Linked DNA regions of Homo sapiens: all the other regions are linked to region 3. Evidence: read pairs that join two places in POLR2A ChIA-PET (ENCODE). Cell type or tissue: MCF 10A. All regions are shown on one strand.

The links. Peaks named below come from ENCODE experiments on the same cell type or tissue, not always from the same donor. Only the 100,000 strongest peaks of a DNase experiment are listed, where the experiment ranks them.
Region 1: POLR2A ChIA-PET joins it to region 3 with 6 read pairs; 2 of 35 experiments call an interaction of 5 or more read pairs at or near these places.
Region 2: POLR2A ChIA-PET joins it to region 3 with 5 read pairs; 3 of 35 experiments call an interaction of 5 or more read pairs at or near these places.

Annotation. Positions count from the first base shown.
Region 1 is chr1:232,205,299-232,213,298 of GRCh38, reverse strand. No RefSeq gene overlaps it. Among named protein-coding and RNA genes, the nearest start is that of DISC1-IT1, 280 kb to the right of the region's middle. In MCF 10A, a CTCF peak has its summit at 1,986; no DNase peak of the experiment used is centred here.
Region 2 is chr1:232,331,536-232,339,535 of GRCh38, reverse strand. No RefSeq gene overlaps it. Among named protein-coding and RNA genes, the nearest start is that of SIPA1L2, 290 kb to the left of the region's middle. RefSeq lists an enhancer at 6,372-7,352. In MCF 10A, no CTCF peak of the experiment used is centred here; a DNase peak (open chromatin) is centred at 4,505.
Region 3 is chr1:232,137,714-232,145,713 of GRCh38, reverse strand. No RefSeq gene overlaps it. Among named protein-coding and RNA genes, the nearest start is that of DISC1-IT1, 220 kb to the right of the region's middle. In MCF 10A, no CTCF peak of the experiment used is centred here; DNase peaks (open chromatin) are centred at 2,493, 2,823 and 3,093.

The sequences.
Region 1 (8,000 bases), 68 kb before region 3:
CTAGTGAAAATACCTAAAATGGTTTCTATTTTTCCAAACTAACACTTACTGGTACAGTTGTATCATCAAGAGTTATACCCCAAAGTAAGAACATGGGAGCACTTCTCAATAATCTCCAGTAATGACTTCTCAATAATCTCCAGTAATGACTTCTCAATAATCTCCAGTAAGAACATGGGAGCACTTCTCAATAGTCTCCAGTAATCAGTTAATAGAGGTCTTACAAATACTGCCCATTTATTTTTGATGCAGTGATAGGTATTGAATGCTAGGCTCAGCTAGCTAAAAATGCATTTAGAAATTTTAAAGAGATAATTATATAGAAGTGTTGACCATAGGTGAACAATGCTTAGATGGTGAGGGGAAGGTTACTAGTATCAGATAATTCAAAACTTGTGAGTTTGCATGGCTATACCGGCTTCCAGCAATCACTGAGGTTTGAAATTGGCCCTGAAAGGAAAACAGCTGAGAGAGACAAAAAAAGTTTAAACATCTTCAAATGTAGCACATGGACCACTCATTATCTGACAACTGCCTGCCTCCTCAAACTTTTTTCCTTGTGCTCCTTTGTCTCAACTTTATGTTCCAGCAATTCCAAGCTGCTTGCAGTGCTTCTGCATATGTCAAACTTTCTCCCATCTGTTTTTTTTTTTTTTTCGCCCAAGCTGTCACCTTTGCCATAACAAACCTCTCCTCTATTCACTCTTTAAAACTTAGTTTGGATATCAGTAAAAATGACAGAATAAGATCTTCTGAAAATCTCATCCTTTATAAAAGCAATGAGAATACTGGCAAAAAATGGTAGGAATTCCCACTTCCAGAACTCTGGAACTTAACAAAACACTTGCAGCAACCCAGGGAACATTTCTCAAGAAAAAGAGCTGAATCTCAGTAAGAACAGTGAGCTTTGTGTTGCTCTAATTTGCCCTATTCCTTATTATCCTCCCTCCCCAGCTGCACAATAATTTTGAAAACAAAAGCTCTCAATCAGGTGAAAAACAGGAGCCTGGCAGCCACTGGAGGGGACAAAATAGGGTCAGTCTAAACATTAAGTAGCTTGTCAGCCAAAGAGACTGGGGATTTAGGCAGGGACCAGACCCTAAAAGACTTTACGTGTCCCAGTATAGACTTTTCATCTTATCCTGAAAGTAATGGGGAGTCCTGCAAAGATTTTCAGCCTCAAAACTCCATTCCCAGATAATTGCTATTATTTGACCTGTTTTGGTGGTTCCTTAGGAAGCTGTTTTTGACGCAATTCAGAGTTTTTTCCAGTTTCTTTTCTTTCCTTTCTGCAGAAAGGAAGTTTATTGGGGAGCATCCTTAATTTGGATGAATATAGGGGACTATGTTCACAGGAATGAGAAATGTGGTGAGGTAGGAATTTAATTTTGTTTTTTTGTTTTGTTTTTTTTGAGACAGAGTCTCACTTTGTCGCCTAGGCTGGAGTGCGGTGGTGCAATCTTGGCTCACTACAATCTCCACCTTCTGGGTTCAAGCGGTTCTCTTGCCTCAGCCTCCCAGGTAGCTGGGATTACAGGCACCTGCCACCAAACCCGGCTAATTTTTTTATTTTATTTTATTTCTTTATTTTTTTTTTCTTGAGTAGAGATGGGGTTTTACCATGTTGGCCACGCTGGTCTCAAACTCCTGACCTCAAGTGATCTCCCCACCTCAGCCTCCCAAAGTGCAGGGATTACAGACACAAGCCAGCACACCTCTGCTGGGATTTACTCTTAATGCATTCACAACAAAGGCCTCAGCTAATCCTCAGGGACCTGGAGGACCCTTCAGAGTTGTCCTGCCTTAAGGCCCAATGCCAATTCTTCATACCAAGTGCCAGTTCTTTATATCCTCCTCATCAAGCAGTCATTGGATGCTCACTGTCCCTTGGGAGAAGACCCGACCTCCTCCATCTAACAGCAGCTCAGCCAACAAATGAGTGCCTCAGCCCTAGAGGCAGAGCTGGGCAGTGCACCCCAGCATTCAGCATCCTGCTGGGTTCCCATGTGGCTTGGCCCATGCTGCTCTCTCAGTGAGTGACCCCCTGAGAGGAGGGAGGAAGAGAGGCAACCTATGAGGGCAGACAATTGTGATTGCTACCTTGAGTCTTCTCCCTGCTAAGTGTATGGCTTGGATCGGAATTTATCTTCTTTAGGCCTGTTTCTCCACCCATGGCAAATGATATTCCTACTTAAACACTGAACACGTCGCTGGTATTCTGAGATAACCTGGAAATGGGGGTCAAAGTTGGATGGACTACTTCCAGGAAGGAAATCCAGTGCCTATGATTGCTGGGAAGGCCAACCACACTGTGCTTCTCCTCCTAACCTCCCCAGGACCTCCCACATTTCTTGTTTTTTTTTTTTGTTTGTTTTTTTGTTTTTTCCATTTTTCTTTTCTTGTCTTTTTGTTTGTTTTTGTGGGTTTTTGTTGGTTTGTTTGTTTTTGAGACAGGGTCTTGCTCTGCCCTGGCTGGAGTGCATTGGCATGAAGTGCACTGGCATGATCTCAGCTAACTGTAACCTCCGCCTCCCGGGCTCAAGTGATTCTCCTGCCTCAGACTCCCGAGTATCTGGGATTACAGGTGCCCACCACCACACCTGGCTAATTTTTTGTATTTTTGGTAGAGACAGGGTTTCGCCATGTTGGCCAGGCTGGTCTCAAACTGGATCTCCCACATTTCTGCTGCAAAAGTAGAAATAAGGTCTAGTAGCCTCTTCAGAGTACTGAGAAGTTGGTCTAATTTGTTTTGAGTTCCCTGGACCCTGATTAGCATTTTGCATCAGGCAGACATTCATTTTGTTCTGTTTTTCTTTCTGACTTTGGCCAATGAGAACTCTTAATGAAAGAAAATTATGTCATTCTTTATCCTGGTATCAAACTGTACATGCATTAGTGACTTGGTAAAAAGAAAAAAAATGAGTCAATAGTCTGCAGTAAATCACTATAAGTGTCATGGAGAAATCTAAGAATCAGAGACATACAGAATCTTGAGTGATGTGATTCAAACCCCTACATTCAAACAAATGGATTCCCAAAGTCTGGAGGGAGAAAACTTATCAGAATCTCAGGGGGAAGGTGAGGCTCATGTAGTTTGAAAAAGTCTATCCACTTTCTACCCGTAGGAAAATTTTGTACAAAATTATTGTCTCTTGGGGATATGCAGAAAATAGTGTGAGAGAGTGTTTTAGGGGACAAAGGTTAAAAATAAGTTTTAGAAGTAGCTTTGGGAACAAATGGCAGTATGATAATGTTACTCATGAGAAGTTTTATCTCTATCAGCTATTTGGCCATAAAATTACACAATGGATCATTACAATGCCTTTAAGTGAAGGAATGCAGCCACCCGCTGCTACAAAAGAAAATTCCAAAAACAGTGAGCATAATACTAAGGAGTTTTCTCAAAACTAAGGATGACAAAATGAAAATGGGCTCTGAAGTACATTTGAGTTTTCATCTTAAATTAAAATCACCTAGATTTTTTGACAATTCCCATTGGCCCTCGACATACCACTGAAGGAGGTGAATCACTGTCATCTCTAATGATGCCCAAACTTTACAGCTGATGACCAAGGAATAGAATAAATAGCTCCATTCAGAAGGACAGATTCCCCTCAGGTGGGTAAAAAGATGGCATCGTTCCTAAGACCATCATCTGAAGTTCTCTGACTCAATTACAGTCTCACTCTGAATCAGTTGCGGTGACTGACAGTGCCCAACGATGCCAGTACTCACATTCCAAGCTGCACGGTAAAGAGAAACTGCAGATGAAAGCACATTTACTCACATTTCCAGCAGCAGGATTTCTCAAGGTTTGTCAGCTTTGAATATAAATGCAGAATATTTCCTTGGTGTCAGCAGCAGCTCCAGACTGGATTTCAGGAGCAATTAATAGTCCACAGATTAACCCTTTACTTGCAGACAGGAACATGAAAATAATTCCCATTGTTGTGTATTTACTCAGTGTGGGTTATGGGGGGAAGAAATATAAGCATACACACACACACACATACATCTATAATATATACATATAGGTACACTCACATGAATTTCATTACTATCTCTTAATGAAACGTATCGTTTTGTACCTACAAAAATATTTCTTGCTAATTTTTTGACAAGCTACCTGAATAGATTTTATGTTGTCAAATGCACATTAACATCACTGGAACCAAGTTTAATTCCTTAGTTTTTCTTTCCAGAAGCTGGGCTGATATTTAACAGGCTGTCTCATGACCTAGAACAGGAGTCCACATCCTCAGCTTGCAGGCCAAGTCCAGCCCATCACTTGTTCTTGTATGGCCTGTGTACACTTTTAAGTGATTGAAGAAAAATCAAAGAACAGCAATAGTTTGTGACTCTTGAAAATTGTATGACATCCAAATTTTAGGTTCCACAAAAAAGTTTTATTGGCACACAGCTACACCTTTTTTTTTTTTTTTTTTTTTTTTGAGATGGGGTCTCACTCTGTCACCCAGGCTGGAGTGCAGTGGCATGAACATGGCTCACTGCAGCCTCGACCTCCCGGGCTCAAGAGATCCTCCTGCTGCAGCCTGCCAAGTAGCTGGTACTACAGGCGTGCACCACCATGCCCAGCTAATTTTTGTATTTTTTTTGTAGAGATGGGGTTTTGCCATGTTGCCCAGGCTGGCCTTGAACTCCTAGGCTCAAGCGATCCACCCAACTCAGCCTCCCAAAGTGCTGGGATTACAGATATGAGACATTGTGCCCGTCCCCACTATTGATTTATGGATTGTCTATGGCTGATTTCTTCCTGAAAGGGCAGAGTTGAGCAGTTGCAACAGAGATCATACAGCCCAGGAAGCCTAAAATATTTACTCTCTGGTTCTTTACAGAAAAAGTTTGCCAACTTCAGGACTAGAGCTAGTTGTTCTGGGGCCTCTTTGGGTTGGTTACTGCCCTGCTTAAGATAAGAGTAAACAGATGGTCCCCGACTTAGAATCATTCAACTTATGATTTTTCAACTTTATGATGGTGCAAAAATGAAACTCACTCAGTAGAAATGATACTTTGAATTTAAAATTTTGAGCATTTCCCTAGTGATATGCAGTATAATACTCTCTTGCAATGTTGGGCAGCAACAGTGAGCCACAGGTCCCCATCATCCATGCTATCACAAGGGCAAACAACTGATACTCTACAGTGTACTGTGTTCCCGTGTTTTTTGGACTATTGTGTTTTTAATTTTCGCATCCCATCATGTCTGCAAAACATCCATCTATATCTGGGGAGAAGAAAAAGCAGAAGCAATTACTCTTGAGCCAAAACTCCAAATAATTGCCCAGTTTGGAGACAGCAAGCCAGCAATGGCCATCTTACGTGAGTTAGGACTTTAGAAAGCCACGACCATCTTAAGGAATAACAAGCAAATTTGTGATGCAGTGGAACCATCAGCATCAGTCAAATCTACTGTTACCACAAAGAAAAGAGCTGGGCTGATTGACGATTTGGAAAAATTACTTGTCACGTGAGTGGAAGACCAGATACAGACGCACATACTGCTTAGCCTACCGATGATCCAGTCTAAGGCAAGAACTCTTTTCAATACACTAAAAGAGCATTCCTATGATCTTTCCCATATGCAAATGCTTATAGCAAGTCATGGGCAGGTTCCAGCACTTCAAAAGGCATCATAATTTTCATAATGTGAAGTTCAGCCGTGAGGCAGCAACTGCCAATACTGAAGGTCCTTAAGTATTTAAGAACAAGCTCCATAGGATAATTGTGGATGAGAAATGTTTGCCAGAATAAATATTTAATGTCAATAAAATGAGCTTGCTCTGGAAGCGTATGCTGGTGCATATGTATATTAACAGGCCAAGACAATGCCAGGATTCAAGGCATTCAAATACCCTGGAATGCTGCTTTTGGGTCAAAATGTTGCAGGGTTCAAATTAAAGCCTTCCTAATCTGCCACTTAGGGAACTCCAGAGCATTTGAGAATGTGAACAAGCATCCATTTCCTGTTTATTACTGCCATCACAAGAAAGCCTGGATGACATCAGCATTGTTTAAAGACTGGGGTTTGAAGTGTTTTATTCTGCAGGCAAGAGAGTATTGTAGGCAAAGCAACATCTCATTCAAGATTGCTCTGATCTTAGACAATGCTCCAGGTCCTCCATAGCTTATCCGGTGACATCCATCTTGATGTAAAGGTTGTATATTTGCCACCTCTGAACATAGCCGCACTCATTCAACCCATGGACCAAGGCACAATAGCTGTGTTCTAAGCATGCTACTTACAACCAATATTTGCAAAGGCTGTTAAAGAGACTGAATCTGACCGAACGCTCTGAGAGTTTTGGAAAGGTTTTAACATTCTAAATACTGCATGAAACATTGCTCCAGCATGAGAAGCCATCACACAACAATGCATGAATGGCATTTGGAGGAAAGTTTTGAAGACGTGTGTAAACGCATTCAAAGGCTTTAACAAAGATTCTGCTCTTGATGAAATAGTAACTAACAATATTAGTGCTTGGGGAACAGCCAGAATTGGAGGCTGATGAAGAGGATATTCGTGAGCTTGTCAGTGATGAAGAGGATATTCGTGAGCTTGTCAGCATTGGGACTGAAGAGCTTCCCAAGGAGAAACTGATCAGACTGAGGAAGAAAGAAAGAATGAAATTGAGGCAGAGGAAAAGTAAGTTACACCTGACGCACCAAGAAAGTTTACAGCAAAGAAACTGGTGGAGGCATTGGCTACTCTCAGCAGTGGCTTATGAATGGTAGAAGAAATGGACGTCCATTACCAGAGATTCTCAAGTGCTGACAGGCAGATGCAGGATGCTCTTGCTTGCTATAGAGAAACATATAAAGAAAAGAAGAAACGAACTGCACAGTTAAAACTTATCTTCCTGAAGAGCTCTATGCTTGCCAAACCATCAACAAGTGTCAATGCCCCACTGTCTTCTAGCAGCTATTCTCAAGCCTCAGCATGAGAGAGAGAAATGTGATGACCCTGTAACTGTAGCATCCCCATTATCCAGCAATTAATTTTAGTTCAATGCATAAAACCCTCTTCACACCCAGTGTGCTTTAGGCTGTGTACATTAATGGTGAGTACCCAAACAACGATTTTGTTTTTCATTTTTCTGTACAGTATTCAATAAATTACATGAGATATTCAATACTTATATTTATAAAACAGGCTTCGTGATAGATGATTTTACCCAACTATAGGCTAATGTATGTGTTCTGAGCACATTTAAGGTACACTAAGCTAATCTATGACATTTGGTAGGTTAGGTGTATTAAATGCATTTTTGACTTATGATATTTTTTATGAGGGATTCCTTGGCATATAACTCCATCATAAGTTGAGGAATGTCTATATCGCTTTGCAAAGTTCTTGCAGAGGAGTACCTGGGACTATACCTCTATTAACACAATCCAGATCTACTTTTCATCATATAATCCCCATTGATAAATAAATAGCACTTTGTTATAATCACATTTGACCACACTATTTATTTTATAATGAAAAGTATTAAATTCTATTCGAAAGGAAATTCGCATCATATAAAATCTTTTTTGGGGACAGTCAGTTTTGTATGCAATAGGTTTGTTTAAATAAGATTATAACTATTATCAACAGAAAAAGTTTTTAGAATTGTTATAAGTTATCTTCTAATTGCAAGCTAGTTGTAGAAAACAAAACAAGAAGCAATGCTATTGATTCTCTTTAAATGTAAAATGTTGTTGGATTCAACTGGCACTGAATAGCTTAAGATATTGGGTGGAGTAGTAATGAATTCACCACTTCTGCTCAGGAAGGGCACAAAACCCAAAATGGGCCAGGTGCGGTGGCTCGTGCCTGCAATCCCAGCAGTCTGAGAGGCCAAGGTAGGAGGATCACTTGAGCCCAGGAGTTTGAGGCCAGCCTGGTAACAGAGTGAGGCCCCATAATGAAATAATTTAAAAAAAAATTAGCTGGGCGTGGTGGCATGTGCCTGTAGTCTCAGCTTACTCGGAAGACT
Region 2 (8,000 bases), 190 kb before region 3:
CTAAAATAGTCTGATGGCTCGCTCTGCCCCAAGTCTCATGGCTCTCCTTACTTACTCTGGTGGTCTAATGACTCTTCCTGCACCTAGCCTGATAGCTCTCTTTACCCCTGTCCCTAGCCCCCTAGTCTGATGGTTCTCCTTGCCCCTAGTCTGATGGCTCTATGCCTCTTCCCCAAATGCTTAACAGCTTCACATTTTCCTCTCTCTTGAACACCACTCGGAGCTGGGGAGGAGAACAAACAAGCTAGGGCACCAGAAGGCTGATGCTCAGACTGAGCTATTCCTTCTGGATGAGTGGGTTCTCAAGGGAACAGCTGTTAACTGGCTATAGACCCAAGTCTATGGGGCCAGCATGACCAATGTCCCCCTTCTACCTCACACAAAAAGCAGGACATGAATAGAGGGCCGGTCTTGCCAGGTGAGGCTTCACCTGTACTCTCAGCTGTGCCAATTCCAGCTCCTTCAGCTGTGCAGGACACGAGGACTCTGGGGGCCATGGTGTGGCTTGGCTCAAAAACATGAGACACACACATGGACTCTGTGAACCAAGGCTTCTTTCTGTGTGATACTGGCTGTAAAGGTCTGTTCCCTTCAAAAGGAGAAACACTGGGGATACATTCTACTTTATGTTACAAAATCAGTAACATGGGCAGTCATCATAGGGTGCATATAACATGACAGGGTTTCTCCATAACTGTTCCTGCATGTTTCCTTTCCCTATTGAAATGTATTTATCTCTTGCCTTTTTCTTCCAATAGGATTTGAGACGGCATTCCTGGACTTAGTATCTTAAAAGACATCATGATAAAATAGAAATCTTACTTCCCCAGCCTGACACCTCGTGCAGATGACCAATGCCCTCTCCTCTGGAGAATCTCAGATGCAGCATCTTAGACACAGTGTGTGCTTTCAGTGGCTTATGATAAAGACCTGGATGTGCTGGGGTATAAAGCCTCTTGTCTGGAAACTTTTCTGAGAGTAGTTAAAACCTACCTGCTAACCTCACCCCTGCAACAAGTTGCTGAGCTCCTTTGGGCAGGATACTGCCCTTGGTGTGGGGACACCATGATGACTGGGCAATGTCAGAATGTCAGATTGAATTCTCTGCCAGTGGTTGGAGGGAAAGACAGGGATGGTTCTGCAGCACAGCTTGGTCTGTGTCATGTGATGTCAGGGCCATATAAAGAGGCAGTGTGTGGCGCAGGTGAGGAATGCTCATTCCAGACTCACTATGCCTGTGTTGGCGCTCATCTCGCCACCAGTGACCAGCTGCGGGCTCCATGGCACCATCCAACGTCCTTGCACTTTACTCCCCACATCGGTAAAACTGGGGCAGAGGGGCAGTGGGGAGCAGTTAATAACAATACATACTGCACGATGTTGCTGTGATGATTCAATGAAATAAATCACGTAAACCGATTCATGAGCGTTTAATAAGCCATCTACCAGTATTTCTAACTGACGTGCTAGGTTGTAAGGTCTCTTTGTAAGAAACAATGTATGGTACAAAGATAGGGTGCTGGGACTGTATTCCCTATGTACATAACTCCATAATTAGTTCTTTTCTAATCTATAATTCTTGTTGTGCACCCTGAATTTCACATTTGGGGAATGTCAAAATACTCCCAACAATTTATCCCAGTTTCTGAGCTCAGGGTGGGTGGTGTTTTAGTTTGTTTTCTGATGCTTATAAAAGAATAGTTTAAACTGGGTAATTTATACAGGGAAGAAACTCATTTGCTACAATTATGGAGGGTGAGAGGTCCAGGGTCAAGGGTCAAGGGGTTGCATCTGGTGAGAACCTTCTTGCTAGTGGGGATCCTGTGGCATTCTGAGGTGGCACGGGCATCACATGTGAGGGAGCTGAGCATGTTGGTTTGGGTCTTTCTTCCTTTTCTTATAAAGCCACTGGTCCCACTCCCATGATAACTCAGTAATCCATTAACCCATTAATCTATTCATGTGGAAACAGGGCTCATGACCCAATCACCTTGTAAAGACCTCACCTCTCAATAGTCATTGAGGATTAAATTTCAACATGGGTTTTGGAGGGGACAAATGTTCAAATCATAGCAGGTGGAAAGTGAGGTGGCTCCATCTGCCTCTTGGACCTTGCTTCCTCTTGCTCTTTCTATAACATACCAGATGAACACCTTATGGTGCCAACCATCACCACCACACAACAGCAACAAAAATCCCTCATGCAAAAATCCATGAGATTAGTAGACTTCAGCAAGGCTTGGGGGCTGGGTCCACATTGCAGTGCTCAGCTCGCTGGCATCTTACTGGCTCACACTTTATCTCTCTCTCACCTCTGTTCCTCTCCCCACCCTCTCATGCTGTTCCTAGCTCTCCAACTTCTACTTGCTATATTATGCAGAATAGTCTTTCTTGGAAGAATTCTCCTGATTTTCTGTCTCCCCAGCTGAATCTGAAGCCCCCGAAGGACACAGGAGTGGATTTTATAATCATGCTGGATAGTGAAGGAGTGAAGGACATGTCATACAAAAATATGCCGGATTGATGATTTAGAGCTGAAAACATTGGAGAAATTTCGTTTCAGAAAGGGTCAGCTGACTTGTCTTTTCCTGCGTTCAGTAAGCATAAAGATTTCTCCTGGTCGGGTGGTGGGAGCGGGGGCCATTGCCATATTAGCATGTGAAAATAGCCCTTAGCACCAGAGACTGGGAAGTGGGGGCTGCAAAGGACCTGAATGAACAAATATTACACAGTAACCCTTATCTCCCATCTGTTTTACACTCCTCCACCTGCCCCTGTATCTCTCCTAATGACTCTCCTAGAAAATTTACTGCCCTAGCCCGATTTTCTTTGTCCTGTCACTTCTTGAAATTGTCATTATTTGTCTAAAGAGTCCAAAAGCATCTGGCTTTGGCCACTTCTTCAGACTTCACTCTCCTCTGAAGATCTCCATGCACATGGAAAACTCATGCAATTTGTATGTTTTTCTCTTGTTAATCTGCCTGGTGTCAATTTGGTTTCTAGATCCAGCCAAAGAGCCCTCATAAGAGCTTAAGGAGGTTGGAGGGGATCTCTGCCTCCCCTGCAATAGCACCTAGTGCCCCAACAAGTTGGCTGTGCTCTCAGTATGCACCCTTGTTGAACAAAGGGTTCCCCTCTTTAAAGTCCTGCACACAAAAATAACTCTGGCCACCATGAGTACCCTTTTGGGAGTTTATAATCAAATACAGCACTTCTAATTAGTTCTAGTGTGGTCTAATTGATCCCACTGACCCAAATGTCTTGTTAAATATTATTGCCAAATAAAAAAGCACAAATTGCCACCGCCTACTCATCTAGGGACATCATAATGTTAGCTCAGTCCCTCCACTGGCTCAGAGGACTTGGAGAAGCTATGTGCTCTTATCACACTTGAGATGCAATAGAAGCGAAGTGCAGGCTTTTCTCTGGTCTCTAAGCAGGCTGCTTGCCTTCTCTGTGGTTCTGGTTTCAGTCCCTCTGCCTTGTGGGTAGAGTTGTCAATCACTGACCACCCCCAGGCCTGCTGGGGAGAAGGGGCCTCCCACAGCATCTGCTGAACAGTTGGCCGAGGCAGCCATGTCTCAGGACCCCTCCCTTCTTCCAATGCTGGCTTGGCCGGGGCTTTGCCCCTGACTGGGTGCCAATACTGTGGCACAGTGACATGCAGAGGCAGCCTCTTGGAAATGTGAGTAAGACACACCCAGCAAAGGAGGAGAGGGAGCTTGTCAGCTGTGGGAGCAAAAGCTGAGAATTTTGAAATGGACAGAGAACAGGAAAGCCCAGGGAGAATGGTACACCAGGCAGTCATGGGGCCTGCAACCATCCAGGAGCAGAAAGAGCCTGTCTGGTGACAGAGCCGCAGGAGAGCTTATTCATGAAAGCCCAGTGCCCCCAGAGAGGAGGAAACCAGAAAAGGAATGATTTGGGGCCTAGCCCCCTTTTGACCTTCTGGTAAACCCCTTTGTCAATAGGTAAGCGGAAATGATTTCTCTGAGAAGTCTCCACAAGAAAGGAGACAGCGCCTCTTCCTGCTCTACCACATCTGATGTCCTCACCCCAACAACGTTCAACAGGGGAGCTTCATAACCCCACCTGACAAGGAGGGGCTGGCCCTCAGGGAGGTTAGGTGTCTCGCCCATAGCTACAGTGGCGATGCCAGCACCCCGGTTTTACTGAACCACACTGCCTCTGTGACATCACCAAACTTCCTCCATTTCAGCCTCCCAACTTTAGGCCATCCCTCTCTCCACGCAAAGAGACAGACCAGGAAGGACTGACAAGACTACCAGCAATGTCCTCAGGCCAGGGCGGCCACACGAGAAAAGACTTGCCCTCCTTCTATCCTTTGGGCTTAGGTGGGCAGAGCAGGGCAGGGTTCCTGCTGCCCTTTTGCCAGGCAAGTCAAGCACGTTACAGGTGAAGCGCTCCTCCCCACTGAGCTTGGCTCAAAGTCAAACGGAAACACTCATCCTTCTTTACAGCTCATGCTCAAAGGCCCCGAGGCCCAAAAACACGTGGCTCATCCTTCCCAAGGTGGGTGGATTTCAGAGAAGCCAGCACCAAGCCCGGGGCAAATGTGTGTGTGTGGCTCTGGCGGGGAGGATTGGGATGGAGAAGGTGGAGTCAGAGCTTCAGGCCAGAGGGCAGGGCGGCTCAGCCACTGTGGGACAGGCAGGCGAAGACCGGAGGAGGAAGGGGAGGGCAGGGGAAGGGGGAGACATGAGGGAGAAAAAGAGAAGAAGGAGGGAAGGAGAGAAGAAGAAGGAGAGCCAGAAGATGAGGGAGGGGAAGGGAGGAAGATGGTAGAGAAGGGTAAGGGGAGGACAGAAGAAGGAGGGGGAGGGGAAAGGGATGGGAGAGCATGATGGGGAGAAAGAGGAGAAGGGAAGAGGGAGAGAAGAAAAGGGGGAGGGGAGGGGCAAAAGGGAGGAGGAAGGAGGAGGAAGGAGAAGAGACACTGAGGAAAGGTAGGAAAAGGGAGGAAGATGTGAGCCAAGTCACAATGGACATTGGGCAGTGGCATACCTTGGGGAGAACACATTTGGAACTGCCTGGCCTCTGTCATGATGTCATTACTCCTCATCTTGTCACTTTTAATTCTCTTAGGAGGAAACACACACTCTGTTAGGAACGCACACCAACTCTCCAAGGGAAAGTGACGGATGGGCCAGGGAGACCTCAGTTTAAGGGCTCAGTGGGAAACAGACCATTCTTGTCTCCAATCCCTCCATGGTCTTTCTGCTTTGGCTGGGTAAGGCAGGATCTTTGCTAGGCGTGTCTGTCAGTGATTAGGTCTTGAAAAGCTTATAGTCTTTTCTTTCACCTTGACCTACAAAGCATGAATCGAGATAAATCTAACATTTCCTCCCTTTTCACCACTCTCCCATTTTTTCCATCTTAACAAACCGGAGGAGGATTGTGGTTCTTTTCCAGAACAGCTTAATGCCACACCAACCCTGCACATTTAAATGTGTAACGCTTCCTCTATCATTTGCATCTTAATGTTCCAAACCAACAATCATGAAGCCTTGTGTGAAAAAATAAAGAAGGATTTAGAGAAATTTGGGCTAATTCTAAACCTTGATGAATTATACCTAACTATAGAAGCTTCGTGATGAGACTTTAAAAAAAAAAAAAACACTGAAATCAATTTACCGCTGAAAAAGGTGCCAGATGGGAATTAAACCAAATACTGGCATTTTCTTTAGCCACAGTTTAGAAATTACAGACAAAAAAGAAAAGAAAAGAAAAGTCGGCCTCATCTATTTCCCTGTGTCTCATCTCCATAGCTGGATGCTTCATGCTCCTTTTGTGAACATCACTCAAGTCAATTCCTTCATCCACTCACTGAGCACCTGCTGTGCGTGAGGCAGGTTCAGGGTCCCCTGGAGAGCTGGGGACATGTGTACCACATCCAGTCCTTGGTGCTGACTCTGCAGTCAAGGGCACTGCCTGCCACCGTAAAGTTGTCCCAGGTGCTGGCACCACGCTCGGTCAGCACTGCCTTGTCTAACTGGCACCTCCGCACTCCCTGGGAACTGCAGCTGCTCTGCAGGGGCTGAAGTTTGCTGGACTCCCCTGTCTCTGTCAGGCCCCTTTGGCTCCCACACTTGAGCCCCTGCATACAGACAGCAACACGAAGAGGAGAAAGATGTGCTCCCTAGGATCACTGTGGACTGCCATGCACTGTGGGCACTGGAGGACTCTGGGGAGTTCACGGCGAAAGCAGGGAGAATGCCACGCTCCCCTTTGTGCCACTCTCAGCAAGGTTAGTCCTGAAGGTGCTACTTGTGCCTTAGTAGAGTTTTCTGTGGGGGTGGGGAGGCATAGAGAGGACAGCACTTTCCAGCACTTTTTGTTATTAACTCTCCAGCTCTCAGACCCTGGGCCAGGGATGAAATCCAAGTAGCCATTCCTTGTTCTCAGAATTCTTTTTTTTTTTTTTTTTTTAATTGATCATTCTTGGGTGTTTCTCGCAGAGGGGGATTTGGCAGGGTCACAGGACAATAGTGGAGGGAAGGTCAGCAGATAAACAAGTGAACAAAGGACCTCTGGTTTTCCTAGGCAGAGGACCCTGCGGCCTTCCACAGTGTTTATGTCCCTGGGTACTTGAGATTAGGGAGTGGCGATGACTCTTAACGAGCATGCTGCCTTCAAGTATCTGTTTAACAAAGCACATCTTGCACCGCCCTTAATCCATTCAACCCTGAGTGGATACAGCACATGTTTCAGAGAGCACAGGGTTGGGGGTAAGGTCACAGATCAACAGGATCCCAAGGCAGAAGAATTTTTCTTAGTACAGAACAAAATGAAAAGTCTCCCATGTCTACCTCTTTCTACACAGACACGGCAACCATCCGATTTCTCAATCTTTTCCCCACCTTTCCCCCCTTTCTATTCCACAAAACCGCCATTGTCATCATAGCCCGTTCTCAATGAGCTGTTGGGTACACCTCCCGGACGGGGCGGCTGGCCGGGCAGAGGGGCTCCTCACTTCCCAGTAGGGGCGGCCGGGCAGAGGCGCCCCTCACCTCCTGAACGGGGCGGCTGACCCCCCGACCTCCCTCCTGGACGGGGCGGCTGGCCGGGCAGAGGGGCTCCTCACTTCCCAGTAGGGGCGGCCGGGCAGAGGTGCCTCTCACCTCCCGGACGGGGGGCTGATCCCCCCACCTCCCTCCCGGACGGGGCGGCTGGCCGGGCGGGGGGCTGACCCCCCCACCTCCCTCCCGGACGGGGCGGCTGGCCGGGCGGGGGGCTGACCCCCCCACCTCCCTCCCGGACGGGGCGGCTGGCCGGGCAGAGGGGCTCCTCACTTCCCAGTAGGGGCGGCCGGGCAGAGGTGCCTCTCACCTCCCGGACGGGGCGGCTGGCCGGGCGGGGGGCTGATCCCCCCACCTCCCTCCCGGACGGGGCGGCTGGCCGGGTGGGGGGCTGACCCCCCCGCCTCCCTCCCAGACGAGGTGGCTGCCGGGCAGAGACGCTCCTCACTTCCCAGACGGGGTGGCTGCTGGGTGGAGGGGCTCCTCACTTCTCAGACCAGGCGGCTGCCAGGCAGAGACGCTCCTCACATCCCGGACGGGGCAGCAGGGCAGAGGCGCTCCCCACATCTCAGACGATGGGCGGCCAGGCAGAGACGCTCCTCACTTCCTAGATGGGATGGCGGCCGGGAAGAGGCTCTCCTCACTTCCTAGATGGGATGGTGGCCGGGCAGAGACGCTCCTCACTTCCTAGATGGGATGGCGGCCGGGCAGAGACGCTCCTCACTTTCCAGACTGGGCAGCCAGGCAGAGGCGCTCCTCACATCCCAGACAGGGTGGCGGGGCAGAGGTGCTCCCCACATCTCAGACGATGGGCGGCCGGGCAGAGACGCTCCTCACTTCCTAGATGGGATGGCGGCCGGGAAGAGGCGCTCCTCGCTTCCTAGATGGGATGGCGGCCAGGCAGAGACGCTCGTCACTTCCCTGACTGGGCAGCCAGGCAGAGGGGCTCCTCACATTCCA
Region 3 (8,000 bases):
GTGAACACACATGCGCAGGTATGCACACACACCCACTGAGTCAATATTCTTGGGATAAAATTTGATGCAGGATATTAAAAAAACATTAAAGTCATCAAAAAGTCAGAATTTTGATCAATTTATTACACTATATTTTAATTACAATTGGGAGGAGAGGGTGTTCTGCCAACTTCTTTTCTTTTTTTTTTTCTTTTTTTTTGAGTCGGAGTCTCGCTCTGTTGCCCAGGCTGGAGTGCAGTGGCGTGATTTCAGCTTACTGCAACCTCCGCCTCCAGGGTTCAAGTGATTCTCCTGCCTCAGCTTCCTGAGTAGATGGGATTACAGGTGCGCCCACCACGCCCAGCTAATTTTTGTATTTTTAGTAGAGACAGGGTTTCACCATGTTGGTCAGGCTGGTCTTGAACTCCTGACCTCAGGTGATCTGCCTGCCTCAGCCTCCCAAAGTGCTGGGATTACAGGCGTGAGGCACCGCGCCCAGCCTTCCCAACTTATTTTCTATGTGTGAGACCTAGAGGCTTCTTCTGGCCCTAAAGAGAATGAAAAGAACACGGAATCAACAGAATGGCAGAGCAAATTGTTGGTGAATACTTGGGAGGGTATTATGACCCTAAAACGATAGTTATCAAGGCCCTGAGTGTGCTACGTCCTAATATGGCATCACATCTAACGGAAGGATCCCCGTCAGATCACATTCTGGGTAATATTTAATATTATGGACTGGATGCTCTAAAGACTTGACATCAAGGCCAGGTTGTCCCATCCACGCCTTCCAGGCCCCAAAAAGCTGCTCTCTGGCCTACAGGTGTTCAGCCTGTCAGCTGTACTTCCTTATCCTGCCTCCACCCAGGGGCTGCGTGTACTTCAGGGCACATGAGTCTGAAGCAGTCGACTCCCAACTTTTCTGAATGTGAAGCCCTATTAGTTAAAAACTTTTGAGCATGTGTTCCTTATGTATTGTTACAAATTAATATATTACATTATACACATTTGCTCAAAAGCAGAAAATTTAACAGAATGAGACATTACTTATTTTCTGTGTAGTTCCTATACACAGAAAATAAGTTGGCAGACCATCCTCTCCTCTCATCTATAATTAAAATACAGTGTAATAAATTGGAAAAATTTCTCACTTTTTTGATGATTTTGATATTATTTTTATAATATCCTGCAAAGATGAACCACTGTAGCTTTCCTGCCTTCTGGGTTATATTCCCTGCCTGCAGGCAGAGACTGTGGAAGCCATGGCTTTTGTGAGTGCCACTGGGCTGGACCTGGGCTCTGCTGGGGCTCCTATTGTGCTGGGTGGTCTGAAGTCTGGCCCCTGAATTCTAGGATAGGAAGAACAGCTGGGGGAGTTTAGGAATGAGGGGTGGGCCCAAAGGGGTGCCGAATGACTCAAGGCAGATGCATTTAACCAGGTCCGGTATTATCATAGATTTATTTGTTTTGGGAGGAGAAATACAAAATTTTTGGAAAAATATATCACATAACCAATGGAAATATTTGCAAACTGCTCTCTACGTCACATGAGTTGCTTCTGAAAAGTACTTTCGTTGTTACTGTTAACTTGTCACCTCCACATTGTACATGAATGTGTGTGTTCCTGTGTATATCTTTTCCTTCGTTTTCAAAAACATCCGTGTTCTAGTGACAAGAATGTCCTTATTAAATATTTTCCAAATTTGGCACACTTGTCTTTTTGTAAATGAAAAATTTCTAATTCATCCTTAAACTTTATAACTGTACTTTATTTGCCCTGAGATAACTTAGGAGCCTCTAAGAGGCACAAATTATTTGTATGATCATTCCTTCACCTCATTACAAAATGTGACAATCATCCTATATTCTTAGACAGATGATATCTGCAGGGCTACTGACAAAGACTCTCTTCTTGACCAAATTCTAGTCAGGCTCCACTGAGCCCCCTTCTCCACTAGGCCTCATCCTTGGCCTATAAAGGCTTGAACAAACACAAACACAGTTTCTAGCAGCTCAAGGCCACATCCTTAGCATGCCCCTAATCTCCTTAAAGTGCCTGCCTGAGAAATGCAGGGCTGCCCAAGGAATTTACTGTTTGTTTCAGCCAAAACCTGAAGATAAGTACCCTGTCTCCCAGCCTCCAGAAGGGCAGCGCTTTGAGAAGGAGCACTTAGAAAATCCAGATAGTTTCCACATGGACCAAGCTTCCTCCCTCCCGCCTTTGATGATTTTTCACTTCCCTGACTCTCCTGAGTCCCCACTCACACCTCTCCTCATTCCCTTATTCTTCCTTTAAAATGCCTAGTCACTGCTGCACAAATCAAAGTGCTGATTGAAGTCTCTTCTTACCACTTTAACTAGTGCCTGGCTTTGTTTATTTTTGACACTGTTTAAGCCAGAAATAGGTTAACTGCCCCACGTCACAACACAGGGGGCATAAAACAAACATGGGAGGTTGGCACCATCAATCCTATTGCCATGGGATGGGTCTGGATGGGTTCATTTCTTCACGGAATTCACAGGGAAAGACAATTGCCCAACACAGTCTGAGTCAAGACAGCAGTATCAGTCTGCACATTACCTGTCAGTACAACTTATTTTCCTGCTTGTTTTCATTAGATCAAAAAATACATGTAGATTCACCTTCTAGCATTTTCATGTACTTCCAGTGGGCCATACTGCATACACCCCACATTCGGAACCAGGGATCTGAAGAGCAAAGTTATGTAAGGAAAGCGCAATTGGAATTCATGCCCCACAGTCCACACCCCGTAGGAGACGGATTCCACATGGGGTGATTCAGACTTTACCCTGGTTAGCCCTGGCCCAAAAATGCCAGGCTCTTGCATGTGCGGGGCATCATCTGTACAGATGGTATTCCCATCTGACAAGCAGGGCTTTCTTGGATCCACGGGCACTGTGCCCAGTAGATGAAAAATGTGAGCAGCACAGATTCAAGCCACTCTTGTCTTCTTAAAATAAGCAATTCATTTTTTAGGGAGCTATTTTTAATAGCATTAGTTACTTGGCAGCTGTTTCCAAAATGGCTTCCACAATTCTAAGAAGCTGTGATTCATCCTTTGGCCTGGCAGTGTCCTGGGTACATGGAAATTCCAGGGGGAGTTATAAATGCCACTTTTCATGCTTGGAGCTCACAAAGTCCTCTGTGAAGCCAAAAGTGAGATTCGGCAAATTCCATGACAATGAGAAACAAGAACCAGTATTCAGTTGATTGTTGGTCAAACACTCCTGTGTTACCCAGTGTGGGAATCACACACATTAGCAACTGGAAGCCACTGAGGTCTCTCAGTCTGTTCCCTGTAGTCTGGATGGGATCCTTTCTTCATGGTTGTTTTCTGGATTATACTTATTTCCACATTGGCTTGCATTACTTTTTTCTGTTTTTTATTTTTACTCTATATTATTTTACAAAATAGTGAAGTATGCATAAAATTTTTTGGTTTTTAAATGTTCTAATTATTTTTATTTGCTTTTCACATTTAGTAAAAATAAAAAATCTCAAATAATACGAAAGTATGGAAAATGAAAAGTAAAAGACCCCAACTCACAACCCCTTCTTCATTTGGCAGAATTAATCACTATTTTGGTTTGTCTTACTTCACTATTTATATATGAATTTATTATACCATATTTAAGATAGATTAGGTAACTATCATTACCATTTTGTTAGATATGCTGCCAGCATTTTCCAAGTAAATGCAAGCATACACATATATTTTTGTATTTACTATTTTTATTTAGATTTTTCTGTTTTCACTGGGATGATGCTATGTATACTGATCATCATTTCCTGTTTTGCATGTTTTATTTTGCACTTCTTTTTACATTGGCACAATTGCCTTTATAATTGTTGCACGGCACTTCTTTTATGGAATCATCATAATTTATTTAATTGCTCCATATGAATGGGAATTCAGCTTGCTCCAGGTTTTTACTATGACAGTGTGGTGCACCCAACATCCTCACACTTAACAATCTTAGTAAATTGGTCAATTTCTAGACATGAGATCTTTAATATGTTAATTATAAATTGACTAAATAGAATGCAGTTGCATTTGGAGAAAATTTCACCTTAACAGTGCCACCAATCATCATTGCTGTCAGAATTGAGAATTCTTTTAATGTATTTTTAAGTTTTTTAAGTTGCAGCAAAATGCACATAACACAGAATTAGCCTTCTTAAACATTTTAAAGTGTATAGTTCAGTGGCTTTAGTATTATACATTCTTATGGTTTTGCAAGCACCAGCATCATCCATCCACAGAATTCTTTTTATCTTCCCAAACTGAAACTCTGTTCCTATTTTTTTGTTTTGTTTTTCTTGTTTTGTTGTTTTGTTTTGGTTTTGGTTTTTTTTCATGACAGAGTTTCTCTCTTGTTGCCCATCCTGGAGTGCAATGGCGCGATCTCGGGTCACTAAAACCTCTGCCTCCCGGGTTCAGGTGATTCTCCTGCCTCAGCTTCGAGTAGCTGGGATTACAGGCATGCACCACCATGCCCAGCTAATTTTTGCATTTTTAGTAGAGACAGGGTTTCACCATGTTGGTCAGGCTGGTCTCGAACTCCTGACCTCAGGTGATCCACCCACCCCAGCCCTCCCAATGTTCCTGTTAACACTAACTCCCTCTTCCCCCTCTCCACAGCCCCTGGTGACCACTATTCTACTTTCTGTCTCTATGGATTTGATTCTTTAGGAGCCTCATAGGAGTGGGACCATATAGTGTCTGTCTCTTCATGATTGGCTAATTTTACTTAGCATGATGTCCTCAGGGTTCATCCATGGTGTAGCATGTATTAGAATTTCCTTCCTTTTCAAGGCTGAATAATATTCCATTGTATAGATATACCACATTTTATTTATCCATTCATCCATAGAAAAACACTTGTTTAATATATTTTAATATTCACTTAGTTGCAAATTTTCTGATCCTTCAATTGTCTAATTTAAAATCAGGAAATTTGAGGAAAACACACATATATGAGTCCATCATAACTCTAAGGTCCCACTGCATGACTTTATAGGTGAAGAGGCACTGATGGTCTGCCCTCCTCCTCTGCAAGTACCTCTGGAAATCTTTGTACAGGCGATGCCATCACCACCCTTCTCAGCAAAGCCAGAGGGCTCAGCCTGCAGCCCAGCCCCTCGTGGCAGGTGCAGCCCTGCTGCTCATCGGAGGGATGCATCGTAGGCATTGTTAACACACAAGAGGAGGTCACTGAAGAATGTGATTGTTCTGCCATTGTGTTTTTGTACGGTTCTTTTTTCTCATGAAACTTCATGGAGAAATTTAAGAAATGTAATCAAAGTATCTGCACTTAAGTTTAGAGCCCATTGCATGTCTTTGTGAGAGTCTGTGGGTTTCTGCTACCACATGACTTAGACGGGTTAGATTTGGGGAGCTCACTTTGTCAAAATTTCCCTGGCATTTTGTCTGAAGAACCTAAGTTAATTTTCTTTTTAATGAAACTTTCCTCCAAAATACTTATAAAACACAGAATCTTGATTTATTCTCAATTACTGCCCCAAAACTACCAATTTCATCTCATGACAAGACTAGTAAAAGGCAAAAAGTGAGATGGAAAACAAATTACAAATGTATTCTGGCTGCTGGGTGATGAAAACCAATACATGTAATTTTAAAATAAAGCAAGGACAATTATTTTTCAATAATTTCAATAGAATTAATAGAATAGGAAAGGAGTCCTGTTTACATTGTTTTTGTTGTTCTTGAAGCTCTGGCTTTCCTACAGACATGGCCTCAATAATCTTTCAACAGCACCCTGACGTAGACAAGGTGCACAGGGTGGGAGAACAACCGGGCTTTGGGTAGCACCTGGTCTAGAGTCGATAATACGGGACTTATTAAAAAATAATTTTTAGGCAAATAGTAAGGGTAAAGGTTCTCAGTGGAAATTTTCCTATGAGAAACAACCCTCAAACCATTTATTTTCTAGGCTTAAAGAGCCAGGCCAGCAAGCTTTAATATGCAAATGCAGGCGACTAAAAGCTAGGTCCACCCAACATGGCCAAAATGGCAATTCCCTCAGTCTTCTCCTTGTCACCACCTGTGCCAAGTGTCATGGCCGCCTCCAAATAACACCACCTTGTGTTCGGAACATCATGACAACCCGCATTTGCATATTAAAGGAATAAGGTGGGAAGCCCAGGTTTTTCTCTGGCTATGTAAATAACACACCTGGTCAAACCAATCCCCTGGGCGCTATGCAAGCCAAACACCACCTCCTCTAGCATCCCAATATTAGCGACCACTTTTCTGCAGCACAGGGGGTTTCTCTTTGCTCAAATCCCCACTCCCTCTGTCTCTGTACAGGGGAGCTGTTTTCTTCTTTCTTGCCTACTAAATTCTCTGCTCCTTAAAATCACTCCATGTGTGTCCGTGTCATTTTATCTTAATCGGCGCAATACCAAAAACCCTAGTGTTCCTCCAGTCATCGAAGCCGTATCATTGGCAGGCACTAGATAATTGGTTGCTGGAGAGAAGAGTGAAACACACAACAAGTCATATTACAAACCATAAAAGTTACTTATCCCACCGTTCTCTACGAATCTTTATATTTAAAGCCACAGGCTTTCATACATATGTATTTTGCCAAAACAGAACACTTGGGGTAGTTACAATATTTGATTAAAACCAGTTTATAAAAAGTGTTTATAGAAATGAGCCTCCTGTCAGGAGATCCAGACCATCCTGGCTAACACGGTGAAACCCTGTCTCTACTAAAAATACAAAAAAAAAAAAAAAAAAAAAAATTAGCTGGGCGTGGTGGCGGGCGCCTGTAGTCCCAGCTACTCGGGAGGCTGAGGCAGGACAATGGCGTGAACCTGGGAGGCAGAGCTTGCAGTGAGCCGAGATCACGCCACTGCACTCCAGCCTGGGCGACAAAGTGGGACTCCGTCTCAAAAAAAAAAAAAAAAAAAAAAAACAAAGAACAAAAAACAAAAAAAGAAATGAACCTCCTAGGGCGTTAACAACATTACTTGTTGTAGTTTACATACAACTTTTTCCAGAAACAGAGCTAGTGTCAACAGTGATACACAATTGCATCACATTTGCTCACAGAAGAGTTCCTGTTTCATTTTGTTTTGTTTCTAGTTGCCATTTTAGTCCCTTATTATAACGTTTTCCCAGAAAAGATGATAGCCCTTCTTTCAGGGAAATAAACAAAGTGTAATATGTTTTAAAAGGTACAGGCCAAAGGAAATTAAGAACTTCCTGGATGAAATTAGGAAGGATTTATTTAAAAACATGGGTAGAAAATAAATCCAGAAATTCTGAGGAAAATGGTTTTTAAGGTGCACAGGTGTCCTGGGGTTGGCTAGCGTGAGGTAGGCAGAAAGAAGACAAAATTACTAAATGTGAATCTGCCCGATGCCACAAATCAAACACGGATCAGCCAATCCCCGCCCCTGCTCAGTGCGTCTGCACACAGGTGCACATACACAGTCCCTATGTGACTTTGGATATTGGCCACGGCTTTCCAAAGTAGCCCCAGAAACATTATCCCCAAAACTCAGAATTGAAGCAGGAGTTGGGGGAAGGGACAGGGGCAGGATGCAGAGAAGTGTGCCTGGGATTCTGTAAACCTGCTCCTAAGCCAAGTGCCCAAAACAGAAGAGCTTTGCGGAACACCAATTTAGTAGAATTTTCCTCCCTCCAGTCCCTCTGTGGCAATTCAGAGATGGCCCAGCTGGCTGATCTTTGGTGGTTATGGAATGGTCACAAAAACAATGACAGAAAAGAGAAATAGGAAAGGCCAGCTTCTGTATCTATTTCATTTTGCCTACATTTTAAGGCAACTAAATTTTTTTTGAGTAGCTGAACATCTAAAGGCAATTACGAAAAGTTGACTCATAGTCTTATTTTTTATATACATCGTAGATGGATCAGGCATTAAGGCAAAAATAAGAAATGAAATAATGACATTAAACAAGCAGGTATTCTTTTGTCTCTATAGTGGCAATCTTTGGGGAACCATGA